2 separate regions of the Homo sapiens genome follow, and region 1 is linked to region 2. Evidence: read pairs that join two places in POLR2A ChIA-PET (ENCODE). Cell type or tissue: CD4-positive, alpha-beta T cell. All regions are shown on one strand. Each heading gives the region's core, and the rest is flanking DNA. Links, peaks and the distances in the headings are about the cores only.

Region 1 (7,993 bases), core at 3,374-5,873, 87 kb after region 2:
GTTTTTTTGGGGGGGAGGTTTTGAGACAGAGTCTCACTCTGTCGCCCAGGCTGGAGTGCAGTGGCTCAATCGCGGCTCACTGCAACCTCCGCCTCCTGGGCTCAAGCGATTCTCCTGCCTCCATCTCCCAAGTAGCTGGGACTATAGGTGCCACCATGCCCAGCTAAGTTTTGTATTTTTAGTAGAGACAAGGTTTCACCATGTTGGCCAGGCTGGTCTCGAACTCCTGACCTCAGGTGATCCGCCGACCTCAGCCTCCCAAAGCGCTGGGATTACAGGTGTAAGCCACTGCTTCCAGGCTGTTCAAGGCATTTTGGATAAGGGATACTCAACTCATATACCATAATGTCTGTGCCAGGCCCCATCTACTGATTGTAGGACCCTGAGCAAGTTTTTTCCTCTTTACCCAGCCTGTGGCACCTCCTTGAGGTAAGAGAAGGCTAAAGCAATCCTATACATACCAACGACTCAGACACCTTAGAAATGAAGCTCTGAGTCATCACACCAGGACAAGAGCCCTCACTATCTCAGTAGTTATAACGCTAAGGGCATAGAGGATGTGGAATGAGTAGAGAAAAGAGAAATGAAGTTCCAGCTATTACTTGGCAAACAGTTTCAGAGGCAAGGGCTATTTCTTGCTTGTTAGAACAGCAAGCCTCAAAATCTATCACCTGGGAATCTTGTTTAGGATCTCAGATATGATCAGTTTTAAGTGATGAGAGTCTAACATGTGACCTCATCACTGAGGAGAGATGGAGATAATCTGAGGTGAGGAGATGAACTGAAAGCCTTCATTATTATTAGCAACAATCTTTTTTTTTTTTGAGACAGAGTTTGGCTCTGTCACCCAGGCTAGAGTGCAGTGGCACAATCTCGGCTACCTGCAACCTCTGTCTTCCAGGCTCAAGCCATTCTCTTACCTCACCCTTCCAAGTAGCTGGGACCACAGGCACACGCAACCACGCCTGGCTAATTTTTGTACGTTTTGTAGTGTCAGGGTTGCACTTTGTTGCCCAGGCTGGTCTCTAACTCCTGAGCTCAAGCGATCCACCCACGTCAGCCTCCCAAAGTGCTAGAATTACAGGCATGAGCCACCATGCCCAGCCAATTAGCAACAATCTTCAATAGAGATCAGTGAGGATGGGGTAAAGGAAGACTCCATTAATTTGATTTCGTCCTGCCTTCTTCCAAAATTTCAGTAAACTAGATGGAACTTTTATTTTTTATTTTTAAATGTTTTAGGGGCCGGGCACGGTGGCTCACGCCTGTAATCCCAGCACTTTAGGAGGCCAAGGCGGGCAGATCACCTGAGGTCAGGAGTTTGAGACCAGCCTGGCCAACGTGGTGAAACCTAGTGTCTACCAAAAATACAAAAATTAGCCGGGCATGATAGCACGTGCCTGTAATCCCAGCTACTCGGGAGGCAGAAGCAGGAGACGCGCTTGAACCTGGGAGGCAGAGGTTGCAGTGAGGTGAGATTGTGCCACTGCACTCCAGCCCGGGCGACAGAGCGAGACTCTGTCTCCAAAAAAAAAAAAAAATTGTTTTTTTGGAGACAGGGTCTTGCTTTGTCACTCGGCTGGAGTGCAGTGGCACCATCTTAGCTCACTGTAACCTTGAATTCCAATGGTCAAGCAATCCTCCCGCCTCAGCCTCCCAAAGAGCTAAGGACTACAGACATATACCACTATGCCTGGCTAATTTTTGTTTTTTGGTAGAAACAGGTCTTACTATGTTGCCCAGGCTAAGATGCGATTTTTTAAAGACTCAGCAGGTCCAATCAACTAAAATGTGAACATACTGGAGAAACAAAATAGTTTGCAGAAACCTCGCTGAAAGGTAACAAGGGTCTGTCAGGCTCCTGAAATTACGAAATGTGAAAAAAATAAAAAAAAAGGAGGGGGAGCTCTGGGATATAAAGTTGGTAAAAATAGCACAAGGTTGGCCAGGGCACAGTGGCTCATGCCTATAATCCTAGCACTGTGGGAGGCCGAGATGGGAGAATTATTTGAGGCCAGGAGTTCGAGACCAGCCTGGCCAATATGGTAGAACCCCGTCACTATTAACCAAACAAAAATTAGCCAGGCGTGGTGGTAATTCCAGCTACTTGGGAGGCTGAGGCATGAGAATCACTTAAAACTGGGAGGAGGAGGTTGGAGTGAGCCAAGATCGCGCCACTGCACTCCAGCCTGGGCAACAGAGGGAGATGCTGTCTCGAAAAAAAAAAAAAAAGAAAGAAAGAAAAAAAGTAGAACAAGGTCAGAGAAGAGTTAGATTTTGCCAAAGTTTTCAGTTGGGGAGATAAAAGAATTATGGAACAATGAATGGAAATTAGTGAGCTGAGAAAAAGTAACAGAGAAACTGATTTGTTAAAAAGAAAATCAATTTCAGTCAGGAATCCAAGAGAGACCTGAGCACAGGTGGGAGTGAGAATGAGTGAGGTAAGCCTCCAAACGACCACCAAACCAGAGATAAGGAGGTCTGTAGGCCTGGGCTCTTCTGAAGGACAACTCAGTGATGGAAAAGAAAGAACCAGTAAGAGACAAAGAAAAAATGTTCAGAGATGCTAGAGGAAAGGCAGAAATACAATGTCAAAGAATTCAAGGGAGAAGAGAGATTTACACAAAAGTGGAGGAAAACTGTCAAATGCTGAAGAAAAAAGGAGGAGGATGAAGACTATGAAAGGGCCATTAACTTTGGACAGTAAAAGTCAGTGGTGTTAAAATCTAGGAAAAATGAAGTTCAGTTCTCCATGCTGAAAAGCCCATGACTATGTACATCACTTTTTAGAAATATAGAAATTAGGCCAGGCGCGATGGGTCACACCCGTAATCCCAGCACTTTGGGAGGCCGAGGCGAGTGGATCACAAGGTCAGGAGATCGAGACCATCCTGGCTAACATGGTGAAACCCTGTCTCTACTAAAAAAATACAAAAAAATTAGCTGGGCATGGTGGCGGGCACCTGTAGTCCCAGCTACTCGGGAGGCTGAGGCAGGAGAATGGCATGAATCCAGGAGGCAGAGCTTGCAGTGAGCCGAGATCGCACCACTGTGCTCCAGCCTGGGCGACAGAGCAAGACTCCATCTCAAAAAAAAAAAAAGAAAGAAAAGAAATATAGAAGTTAGTTGGCATAGTGGATCAAATCCATAATCCCAGCACTTTGGGAGGTGGGAGGATCACTTGAGTCCAGGAGCTCAAGACCAGCCTGAGCAACACAGTGAGACCCCATCTCTACAAAAAATTAAACAATTAGCAGGGTGTGATGGTATGTGCCTGTAGTATCAGCCACTCAGGAGGCTGAGGTGGGAGGATCACCTAAACCCAGGAGGCTGAGGCTGCAGCGAGCCACGACTGCACCGCTGCAGTCCAGCCTGGGCAACAGAGTGAGACCCTGTCTCAAACTAAATAAATAAATAATAGAAATATAGAATCTAACATTTCTGAATTGAAATGCAAGCAAAAATGTCACCAGGAATCCAGGAGAGACACACACTGGGAGGGGCTTTAAAAGATTAACAAGATCAGTGACTTTCAAGTTTTACAGCAAAACTCCGAAATAGAAAACAGAAAACATGTAGAGGCTTTGGTTGAAGTGGTGGTGAGACCACTAGGGCTCTGCAGAACACCGTTTAAAGCGTGATAATACAGAGTGCAATCCTTTGTTCACTCAGAAAAAAGACACCCAGAGACGCATGGATTCTTCCAGTAATGGAAAGAGCATGTAAGCACATCAGATGTGGATTCTAAACCTAAATGGGCCCCTACATAGCTCAGTGGTGCTGAGCAAAGCATTTTCCCTTTCTGGGCCTCAGTTACCCCATCTGTCAAGGGAAAAGATTGGGCAGGATGACCTTTTTGAGTCCCTGACAGGGCTGGAATTCTGTGATCCTGAAGCTCCCTGTAGAAGTAGTACTTCACATTCCTCCCCACCAGCATGAGCCTTACTACAATCCTAAGCATTTCCCCAGGTATTAGCCTAGTGAGGGTCAACCGCTTGCTGGAGATCACTCAGCAAATAAGCAGGAGGGTACACTTGGCCTGACCCTGGGGACATGAGGGTCTCAGCTTGTATCTCATTCTGCACTGTGTCCATTTAGTCAGATGAAGCTCACTGAGATTTCAAGCACTTAAAAACATTGCTTTGGCGAGGCAAGGTGGCTCATGCCTCTAATCTAGCATTTCGGGAGGCCAAGGAGGGTGGATTGCTTGAGCCCAGGAGTTTGAGACCAGCCCGGGCAACATGGCAAGACCCTGTGTCTATAAAAAATACAAAAATTAGCCGGGTGTGATGACGTGTGCCTGTAGTCCCAGCTAGTCAGGAGGCTGAGGTGGGAAGACTGCTTGAGCCCAGAAGGTGAAGGCTACAGCAAGCTGAGATTAAACCACTGCACTCCAGCCTGGGTGACGGAACACGATCCTGTCTCAAAAAAAAAAAAAAAAAAAAAAAAAATATATATATATATATATATATATATATATATGCACATATAAATTTCTTTGTTAGTTTAATAAAGACAATAAGAACAATAAGAAAGTTATTGGCTTTTGAAACTGCAAGCTGTCTTGTTTTACAGCTTTTTCCCATGACCAAGTTTGGCCTTTGTCAGGCCTTGCCAGGATGTGCTGACACCAGGCCGCTAGCTAGTATTCTAGGGGCGGAGTCAATCACCTTTGATTTTGGCAAGATTGCAGACAGACAACCAAAACAGAATGAAGGTATGGCCGGGCGCGGTGGCTCACGCCTGTAATCCCAGCACTTTGGGAGGCCAAGGCGGGCGGATCACGAGGGCAAGAGATTGAGACCATCCTGGCCAACATGGTGAAACCCCGTCTCTACTAAATATACAAAAAATTAGCCGGGAGAGGTTGCAGGTGCCTGTAGTCCAGCTACTCGGCAGGCTGAGGCAGAGCTTGCAGTGAGCCGAGATCACGCCACTACACTCTAGCCTGGGTGACAGAGCGAGACTCCATCTCAAAAAAAAAATAAAAAAAAATAAAAAACACACAGAATGACGGCAACAAACAAAGGGGGCATACTGGAGAGAATAATCTGGAAAGGGTCAGCTGGAGCTGGTGCTGAAGCAGTTATGGTTAGAAAGCCACAGGAAGTGGCCACGGGACTGGCTGGGAAGGCAGTCAGCAGAGCTCCTAAGCAAACAGATTCACATCCTCTCTCTTTATACCTTTGAACAGTGGCTATATGAGTAATCATTACAGCACTTTCCAATCTACAGAGCACCTTCACATTTAACATCTCACTGGATTATTATGATGGCACCGTGAGCTAAAACACTGAGGCACTGGCATCATGGCTACCAACAGACATGAAGAAACTGAGGCTGAAAGAGGTGACATGCCTGGGCACGGTGGCTCACGCCTGTAATCCCAGCACTTTGGGAGGCCAAGGCAGGCGGATCACCTTTGCAGTGAGCTGAGATCGTGCCATTGCACTCCAGCCTGAGTGACAGAGCGAGACTCCGTCTCAAAAAAAAAAAAAGAGGTGACATGGACTGACCAAAATACCACAACTAATAAATGGCACAGCTGGAACTGAAACCCAGGTCTTCCGATCCCAAATGCTCATTTTATGCCCTAAATCACACTTTCTCCCAGGTCATCACAGATGAAAAGACTGAGAGTGAAAAGAAGAGAAATTCAGAATTGAGAAGACTGCCTCACCACACCCACTCCGCACTGAACATGTCTTTATCTCTGCTTAAGCAGTTAGGATTAGGCCACAGGCTCTAGGATTAAGCCCTGATATGTAGTGAATAACAAGAAAGCACAGATGGGGGACTGGAATTAGTCTTTACCTATTAATTCAATTAAATAGGGGAGATAAGGTCTATAAACAAATTGTTACAGTTCGAGGCAGTATACATAGAAGCTTATGAACTGGACAAACTCAAAGGCAGTTTCTCAACCTTGGCACAACTGACATTTTAGGCCAGATGATTTTTTGTTGTGGGAGGTCTGTTCTATGCATTGCAGAATGTGTAGCAGCATCCCTGGCCTCCAATACTAGATGACAGTGGCACACTCCCCCAACAGCTGTGACAGCCAAACATGTCTCCAGATAATGCCAAATGTCCTCTTTGGGGCAAAATCACTCCCAATTGAGAAGCACTGCTCTAAGGGTTACAGAGGTTTAGGGCATAATCGAGTCACTGCAGCTTGTGGGTGCTGGGAAGAAGTTTCATGGAGGAGGTAATATCTGAACTGCACCTTGAGAAATAGATAAAATTCCTGTAAATGAGAATAAGAATAAAAGAGGAAATTCCAGAAAGGGAGGATAACTTAAAGGCAAGGAGATGAGAAAGCACAAGGTCTGCTGGAAATAGGAAATAAGGGTAAAAATGACAGCTGGAGGCTGGTCATGGATAGCTATCCATCAACTAATATTTACAAGATATACATACATAATGACATAGCCAACAATACACCATATCACACGTTTAACAGTATACAAGTCACCCCAGTGGCACATGTTGAGCATCTCTAATCTGAAAATCCAAAATCCGAAGTGCTTCAAAATCCAAAACTTTTTGAGCACTGACATGACGCTCAGACTAAATGCTCATTGGAGCACTCGGATTTTAGATTTTCAGATTAGGGATGCTCAACTGGTAAGTATAATTCAAATATTCCAAAATTGGAAAAAATCCAAAACCTGAAACACTTCTGGTCCCAAGCATTTTGGATAAGGGATACTCAACCTGTATTTCCATGTGTCCCACTCTCTGAAGGATTGAATGCTGCTTGAGTTATCATGTTTACATTGCAGCTAGTGTTTGGAACATACACTCAGAGCTAATGAAGCTCAAAACCAATGCAGAGGCAGGAGAAATAACTAAGGATTAGGATGGTCAGGAGTTTCCCAAGGGAAGGGAGAATGATGGGCCCTAAAGGGATATGTTTTGAACAGGGGAAGGGAGGAGGGACATACAGGTGAGGACATCAGGGTTGGGAAAGAAAGAATTAAAGACAATACACTCAGGCAGGGCACCTGTAATCCCAGCACTTTGGGAGGCTGAGGTGGGAGGATCACTTGAGGTCAGAAGTTCAAGATCAGCCTGGCCAACAAAGTGAAACCCCATTTCCACTAATAATACAAAAATTAGCTGAGCATGATGGCGCATGCCTTAATCCCAGCTCAGGAGGCTGAGGCTTGAACCCAGGGGGTGGAGGTTGCAGTGAGCCGAGATTGCACCATTGCACTCCAGCCTGGGCAGAGCGAGGCCCTGTCTCAAAAAAAAAAAAAAAAAAAAAAAGACAATACATTCAGGAGACACCAAGAACAATATAGCTGGGAAAGAAGACAAGCTGCAGAAGTAGCCTAGGTCAGAATGCAGAGCACCTGAGCTGGACTTTACTACACAGACAACCCCTGAAGGTTTCTGAGGAGCAGAATGACACAGAAGCTTAACTTTTTTCAGTTGTTTAAAACTTGGTCATGTTGTCCACGTAGTTATCTTAGCTACACTTAAACCTGGGAAGCAGTGAAGATTATCAATGACTCAGCCCCAACCTTAAAGATCCAATTTAATTGGGCTAACGTAGGGCCTGAGTATTGTTTTTAAAGCTTCACAGGTAATTCTTACATGCAGCTAGGGCTAAGAACCACTGGTTTACAGTAATGCCCTCATTCTCCAATGAGAAAAGAGGCCCAGAAAATTTAAGTGATTTCTGAATTCACACAGCCAGCTAGGTGTGGAGCTGGAACTAGCATGCGGATTCCTAGCTCAGCTCTGAAAGAGATCCCAGAGTACTGGGCTAAATTCCATACTTCAGTCTAGAAGATGCACAATTATCTGATGACTTGGCTCTTAAGTTTCCTCAGGGTTAAAGGCTGAATTAATCTAATCCTAAAACTATTGACTTAAACATCCCCTCAAGTGTCTACGGTAATGGATGTTGGTTCTACTGCTGTCTCCTGGGGGCCCTTAGGAAAGCAAAGGATCTCAGGAGACTCCCCCAGGAAGCCAGATAAAC
Region 2 (7,993 bases), core at 1,970-4,469:
CATATTGGTCAGGCTGGTCTTGAACTCCCGACCTCAGGCGATCCGCCCTCCTCGGTCTGCCAAAGTGCTGGGATTACAGGCATGAGCCACCGCACCCGGTCCTTTTTTCTTAAGTTACGGGCTCATGCCATGTTGCCCAGGCTGTTCTTGAACTCCTGGGCTCCACCAATCCTCCCACCTCAGCTTCCCAAAATCCTGGGATTACAGGTGTGAGCCATGGGACCCAGCCTCCCTTGGGAAGTTTTCATCATTCATTTGAGAGTTTACTTGTTTAATCTGCCACTATCCTGTAACTGCATGAGGACAAAGACTTCTTTTGTTTGCCTATTACTCAGCATTTAGTGAGGCATCACAGAAAGCACTCAGCACACATTAACTAAATGAGACTGTTAGCTCTTCAGACAGGTAGGTGTCTTATCGTTAGAATAGTTTAAATCCCCGGATTTCCAGGGTAGTGCTGATTTTTCCAAACACTATTTTAAAGTGTTTGGGGAGTGGGAGGCGGAGCTTTGTCTTTCTTTTCAGATGGTTTCATTCTTTTCAGTAGGGACAAGGCACAGTTACACAATTGGCCCAGTTCAGCTGATATTCATGGAGCTTCTGCTCTGTGTCAGGCACCTGCCAAGGACTGGTGGTCCCTGGAGGGGAACCCATGCACCTTACTCTGGAGGAGATCACTGAATGGGGTGGTGACAGAGTGGGCTCATTCCTTGCCTTTGAACCCCACACTGCCTGGATGAGGACGGGCGTCCATCAATATCATGGAGTGATTTCTGTGGCGTCCTGGACCAGTCCTGTCTGGGGAGTAAAGATCCTACCTTAGAGCATGGAACAGCCCTCTCTGTTCTTCAGTCTCATGTTGTTGACATGGGAATAACAATACCTGGGCCGGGCGCGGTGGCTCATGCCTGTAATCCCAGCACTTTGGGAGGCCGAGGTGGGCAGATCACATGAGGTCAGGAGTTTGAGACCAGCCTGGCCAACATGGTGAAACCCTGTCTTTACTAAAAATACAAAAATGAGCCGGGTGTGGTGGTGGGTACCTGTAATCCCAGCTACTCGGGAGACCGAGGCAAAAGAATCACTTGAACCTGGGAGGCAGGGGCTGCAGTGAGCCGAGATTGTGCCACTGCACTGCAGCCTGGGCGACAGAGCGAGACTCTGTACCCCCCTCCCGCCCCAAAAAACCTAATACCTGCTTGCTGCTCCCTCCGTATGGGGAGTTCGGCATTCATCTGGAAGGGAGCTCTTGAACACAGAATGGGCATATGGCATGGAAATGGGTCCTGACAGCCACTTCCTGCTCAGCCTTTTAGGATCCTGCAGCCTGGGTACACTGAAATGGTGCTGCTGTTCTTGAGGAGGTTTTTTGTTTTTGTTTTACATTATTGGGGTCTTGCTGTGTTGCCCAGGCTGGTCTTGAACTCCTGGGCTTAAGCGATCCTCCTGGGGAGGATTTTTACAAACCCAAGACCAGGAAACCCCAGGGAGAGAACCTCTGGCTTGGGTAGCATGAGTGCCCACTTGAACCTGGCTGGAGCTGTGTGGCCTCAGGCAAAGCATGCAAGCTTCCCCCGTCTCATCTGTGAACAAGGTGCACTACAGGCGCCACGGGGCTGTGGGGAGAGTTGCAGGAGTCTGGCACAGAGTGGGTGCTCAGTAAGGCTTAGTTTCCTTTCCCCTCCTTCAGGAAGACCACAGTTACCACCTGCAATAAACTGAGAGACTCCTTCCTGCCGCAGGTGGAGCTGGGGGCTGGGCCCAAAGGCAGATGGAGACAGGGGAGCTGTACTCAGGCTGAAAGCCTCCCCAAAGTCTCTGCAGCTCCCTTCACCTGGTCAAGGACTTGGTCAGGTCAAGGCCAATAAGCCCCTGGGGGCAAAATAAAGACCATACAATGGGCCAGCCTAGGAGGAGGCAGAGTATTAGCCGCACATTTTGTAAGACAGCATCAAATCATTAACTCTACAAATTTTTGAAAAACTTACTATGTGCCAGGCACTTTCCGGAGGACATGAGGCATCGGGTGAAAGGAAAAAGTTAGTCAACGGCAGCCGAGATGAGCACGCTGCCCAGAATATTGTGTTTTTTTTTTTTTTTTTTTTTTCAGTATCTCACTTGGGTCCCATTTCAGATACAGTGACCAAGTCCCTGAGAGGACAACCATGTGATTCTGTTCATGTAGCCCATTCGTGCAGGACTGGGCCTGCCATCATGTGTATTTTGTGCTTCTGAAGATCATTTTTCAGCAGTGGGGGTAAGAGTGATGAATTTGGCCAGGCACAGTGGCTCATGCCTGTAATCCCAGCAATTTAGGAGGCTGAGACAGGAGGATTGCTTGAGGCCAGGAGTTCGAGACCAGCCTGGGCAACATAGTGAGAACCCCCACCCCCACCCCCACCACCGCCTGCCATCTCTACAAAAATATAACGAATTAGCTGGGCATGGTGGTACATGCCTGTAGTCTCAGCTACTTGGGAGGCTAAGGCAGGAGGATCACTTGAGCCCAGTGGTTCAAGTCTATAGTTAGTCATAATTACGCCGCTGCACTCCAGCCTGGGTAACAGAATGAGACCCCAACTCAAAAAAAAAAATGAATTTGGATTGAGTTAAAGGGAGACCTCTCCCTCTCTTCCAATTGAGAAATATCACCCCTTTGAGAGTGAGAGTGCACTGTAGGCTCTACAGCTGAAATGTCTTGAGAGATGGTAGCCCTCACGTTCCTGACTTTGGAGTCTGACTGCAGCGCAGAGAGGGGCCCAAAGTCACACAGCAAGTGCGCACCTGAGATGGGACTAGGACGGGCGTGAAGACAAGCTGCACGGAAGAGCGTAAGCTCCAAGAGGAGGTCAAAGGTGGAGCAGGTGAGTCTTGGTTCTTCTGGGACCCCCAGAAACCACCCCTCTTTACAGCCTCAGTAGAACCACTCCCCCTTCTCCTTGAGCTTGTTTTTTTCCCAACAGCAAATAAAGCCCAGTCCCAGTCGGGGCAGGGGAGACCATTCTTCCTCACCTGTCTCCAGGCCATCCAAGAACAAAAGCAAGCATACTTACTGGTTTGTCATCAAAGGCTTGGGAAGACAGCTCTGCTGAGACGCATGCTCTGGCTGGACAGGTTAGGGCTTTGGGGGCCCTTCTGGAAGTCTGCCAGTGTCCTTGGTCCTAGGACACCCAGAACTCTCTCAGCCTGGGAGGATCTTCAGGGAGAGGCTAGGTGTTGGTTTGGGTAGCTCAGCATCTGTCTGCAGTCAGCAGTTTGTACACCAGGGATGGATCAGCTGCCCCATGCTCCTTAGGGATTCTGGACTGGGGAACCCTCCCAAGCACAGCCGAGCCAGGGAGGGAAGGCCCAGGGCCCTTTGAGCTCTGTCACAGAGACACAGGCGTGGGGTCCTTGGAGCTCTAGCTCCGACTGCAGACTCTGTGGTTCTCACAACCACCCGTTTCCTCTGACGGCATCACAGACCGTCGAGGAGCCACCTTCCCCAAGTTCCTGTTTCTAGGGGAGCAGCTGCTGCCTTGTCATGATCGTGGAGCAAAAGGTTTTTCTCTGGCTTTGTGGCTTAGTCTTGTCCAAGGAACACAGGACTGAGGAAAATGAGCCGGAGTTCCCATGCTGGCCTGACCATAATAATCACTCAGCGGGACTTAATTGTAGCAATTTCTGGGATCTCCCAAACTTTCTAAATCCAAGTCTCCAGATAGGGAGCCCAGGAATCTAAATTTTAAACCCTGCAGGAGATTCCCTTGACTGACGAGTGTGGGAAGCACTGCCTTCTCAGCCTTTAATGTGTATAGGAATCACCTGGGGATCTTGTTGCACTGCAGGCTCTGATTCAGAAGGTCTGGGGCAGAGTTCAGTATTTTGCATTTCTAATACGCTCCCAGGTGACCCCCATGTTGCCAGTCTGGGGACCACACTTTGAATAGCAGCAGTATCTGGACAGTGGTCTCCAAGTATGGTCCCTAGACCAGCAGCCTCAGCGGGAATTTGTTAGACATGCAAATTCTCAGGCCGCATCCCAGATCTATGGAATCATACTCTGGAGGTAGGCCCAGCAATCTGTTTTCATGCCTCCAGGTGATTCCGATGCATGCCCAGGCTTGATTTTTTTTTTTTTTTTTTTTTTTTTTTTTTTACAGGGTCTTGCTTTGTCACCCAGGATAGAGTGCAGTGGCACAATCATAGCTTAGTGCAGCCTTGACCCAGGCTCAAGTAATCCTCCCTTCTCAGCCTTGAGTAGCTAGGACTACAGGTGTGCACCAGCACTCCTGGCTAATTTTAAATTTTTTTTGTACAGATGAGGTTTCACTGTGCTGCTCCATCTAATCTCAAACTCCTGGCCTCAATTGTTCCTCCCACTTCCACCTCCCTAAGTGTTGGGATTACAAGCATGAGCCACAGTCCATGCCCAAGCTTGAGAATCACTGGTCTAGGATAAAGAATCTGACTCTGGCTGAATTGTCTTTGATCAGTGTGTTACCTTCAGTCCCACTCTTCATTAAGATTTAACCACACCCTCTCGCTGCTTCCCCATTAGGGGGATTAGTACTCTTGGAGACAAAGGGCCCACTGCACTGAAATGATTCCTGACTCCAGCTCAGCCCATGCAGCCCTTTCTGGGGCCTTGCCAGCTACAGCACTCCTGCTCAGGTTCTCCTTTGATCCTAGGGAAGGCTGGTTTGATTTTTATCCTTGTAGGCACTTGGCACACAGAGCTGAAGGAGCCAGAGTGGAGGCACACTTCTGCAAGAGAGTTCTAATCAGGACGTTAGAATGGGTGACAGCCACTCAGGGATGTGGGCCTTGGCAGGGAGGGACTTGAGCTTGAGCCCACCTTCCCACTCCTGCTGCCATACAACTGTAATGCCCGTCTTCTTATGATACGCACATCTTCAAAACAAGCCTCAAGGTGCAGTTCATGAATGGGGCAGGAAGTAGGGAATCTCTGGTCTCTTCTTAAAAGAATCCCACGGCATAACTCTCCTTTTCTACTTAGGGAGGCACCTAAGAATTACAAAATTTAAAATCCTAGGTCTATCCACTAAGAAATATGCACTGGTGTTCCTCCCTGGCTCCTGGCCAGAGCTGCTAAAACCCTTCTAATTTCCTCGGTGACAGAAGTGTTTTCTGTTCTAATGAGGCAACACTTGGTGGGCTCCTGGATGGGGACTGGTCACTAGAAAGACAAAGCCATCATTATGAGCTTGGGGCTTTCAGTCCCACCTCATCCTCTGGAGTGGGGAGAGGAGCTCGAGATTGAGTTAATAATTGATAATGCTTATGTGATGAAGCTTCCATAAAAATCCCTAAAGTACGAGGTTCAGAGAGTTTCCAGGTTGGTGAACACATCCAACACACCAGAAGGGTGGCACACCCCAACTCCCTGGGACCCCTCCAGACCTTGCTCTATGTATTATTATTATTATTTTTAGACAGATTCTTGCTCTGTTGTCCAGACTGGAGTGGAGTGGCACAATTTAGGCTCACCGCATCCTCTGCCTCCCGGGTTCAAGCAATCCTCTTGCCCCAGCCTCCTGAGTAGCTGGGATTACAGGTGTGCACCACCACGCCCAGCTAATTTTTGTATTTTTAGTAGAGACGGGGTTTCATCATGTTAGCCAGGCTGGTCTCGAACTCCTGACCTCAGGTGATCCACCCGCCTTGGCTTCCCAAAGTGCTGGGATTACAGGCTTGAGCCACTGTGTCCAGCCTCCTACATACTTCTTTATCTGGCCATTTACCTGTATCCTTTATCGTATCCTTTTTTTTTTTTTTTGAGACAGAGTCTTGCTCTGTCACCCAGGCTGGAGTGCAGTGGCGCAATCTCGGCTCACTGCAAGCTCCGCCTCCCGGGTTCATACCATTCTCCTGTCTCAGCCTCCTGAGTAGCTGGGACTACAGGCACCCACCACCACACCCAGCTAACTTTTTGTATTTTTAGTAGAGACGGGGTTTCACCGTGTTAGCCAGGATGGTCTCAATCTCCTGACCTCGTGATCCACCCACCTCGGCCTCCCAAAGTTCTGGGATTACAGGCGTGAGCCACCGTGCCCAGCCTATCGTATCCTTTTTATTTTATTTTTTTCTGTTTCTAGAATACAGACAGGGTCTCACTATATTGCCCAGGCTGGTCTTGAACTCCTGGGCTCAAGCAGTCCTCCTGCCTCCCAAACTGCTGGGATTACAGGTGTGAGCCACTGCACCCAGCCTCATATCCTTTTGAATAATAAACCGGTAAATTCAGTGTTTCCCTGAGTTCCGTGAGCCATCTTAGCGAACTATCAAACCTGAGGGAGGGGGTCTAGTTTGTAGCCAGGTTGGACAGAAGTATGAATAACCTGGGGATCCACTGCTTGCACCTGGCATCTAAAGCAGGGGGCGGTCTTGTGGGCCTGAACCCTTAACCTGTAGGGTCTGTACTAACTCCAGGAAGCTGGTGTGGTAATTTAGGACACCTACTCAGTGTCTGGGGTGTTGGAGAACTGGTTGGTATATGGGAAAAAAGCTCACACATTTGGTCACAGCAGTGTTGGAAGTGTTGAGTGTAGTGGAGGAAACTGTTTCCCATATAGCCACTTACTAGTTTTGTGACCATTTACAAGCTAGTTATCTCTGGACCTGTTTCTGCATCTATAAAATGGGAATAGCATGTATCTCACTGGATCAATAGAAGGAAATTTATAGGAAGGCATTAAGGGCCTGGCCTATATATAGATGCTCAATAAAGGGCTGATTCCCACACCTGTAACCCTAGCATTTTGGGAGGCTGAGGCAAGATCACTTGAGGTCAGGAGTTCAAGTCTAGCCTAGGCAACAACGTGATATGCTGTCTCTACAAAAAATAAAAAATTAGCCAGGCATGGTGGTGCATGCCTGTAGTCCCTGCTCCTCAAGAGGCTGAAGTGGGAGGATGGCTTGAGCCCAGAAGTTTGAGGCTGCAGTGAGCTATGATTACACCACTGCCATCCAGCTTGGGTGACAAAGTGAGACACTGTTTCAAAAAAAAAAAAAAAAAAAAAAAAAAAAAGGGCCCAGCGCAGGGGCTCATGCCTGTAATTCCAGCACTTTGGGAGGCTGAGGCGGGCAGATCACTTGAAGTCAGGAGTTCCAGACCAGCCTGGTCAACATGGCGAAACCCCATCTCTACTAAAAATTAGCTGGGCGTGGTGGCACATGCTTGTAGTCCCAGCTACTCAGAAGGCTGAGACAGGAGAATTGCTTGAACCTAGGAGGAGGAGGTTGCAGTGAGTGGATATCATGCCACTGCACTCCAGCCTGGGCGACAGAGCGAGACTCCATCTCAGAACAAAACATAACCAAACAAAAAACAAAAAAAAAGGCAACTGAGGCCATCAGATCAGTTCCTTCCCATGTCAGCATTCTGTGGAGCATTGGCCTGCATTGTAAGGCTTCAGCCTGGTAATCTTTATCTGTTCATATGCATTTGTTTCAACTCCTCTGCCAGAATGGGCATGTCTTTTTTTTTTTTTTTTTTGAGACAAGAGTCTTTCTCTGTCGCACAGGCTGGAGTGCAGTAGCGCTATCTCCGCTCTCTGCTAGCTCCGCCTCCCGGGTTCACGCCATTCTCCTGCCTCAGCCTCCTGAGTAGCTAGGACTACAGGTGCCCACCACCACGCCCGACGAATTTTTTGTATTTTTAGTAGAGATGGGGTTTCACTGTGTTAGCCAGGATGGTCTCGATCTCCCGACCTCGTGATCTGCCCACCTCAGCCTCCCAAAGTGCTGGGATTACTGGCGTGAGCCACCGCGCCCGGTGGTTCATGTCATTTTTTACGAGTGCCTGTCACAGATGTAGCAATCCACATGCACTTTTGCTGGCACTTGCCCCGGGTTACTGAAAACTCATCTGAGATGGTGGTCTTCTGAAATTATTCTTTTTTTTTTTTTTTTTTTTTTTTTCTGGAGACGGAGTTTTACTCTTGTTACCCAGGCTGGAATGCAATGGTGCAATCTTGGCTCACTGCAATCT

Evidence for each region. Peaks named below come from ENCODE experiments on the same cell type or tissue, not always from the same donor. Only the 100,000 strongest peaks of a DNase experiment are listed, where the experiment ranks them.
Region 1: POLR2A ChIA-PET joins it to region 2 with 10 read pairs; 12 of 35 experiments call an interaction of 5 or more read pairs at or near these places.

The regions. Positions count from the first base shown.
Region 1 is chr20:36,728,722-36,736,714 of GRCh38, forward strand. All of the region lies in intron 1 of NDRG3 (NDRG family member 3), which reads right to left. Among named protein-coding and RNA genes, the nearest start is that of NDRG3, 13 kb to the right of the region's middle. In CD4-positive, alpha-beta T cell, for the core only: no CTCF peak of the experiment used is centred there; DNase peaks (open chromatin) are centred at 4,640 and 5,120; H3K4me3 peaks cover 789 bases; H3K27ac peaks cover 2,003 bases.
Region 2 is chr20:36,642,784-36,650,776 of GRCh38, forward strand. It overlaps SLA2 (Src like adaptor 2), which reads right to left and starts at 3,413. Exons shown (of 8, transcript NM_032214.4): 1 at 3,054-3,413. RefSeq lists an enhancer at 46-716. In CD4-positive, alpha-beta T cell, for the core only: no CTCF peak of the experiment used is centred there; DNase peaks (open chromatin) are centred at 2,038 and 3,448; H3K4me3 peaks cover 1,768 bases; H3K27ac peaks cover 2,091 bases.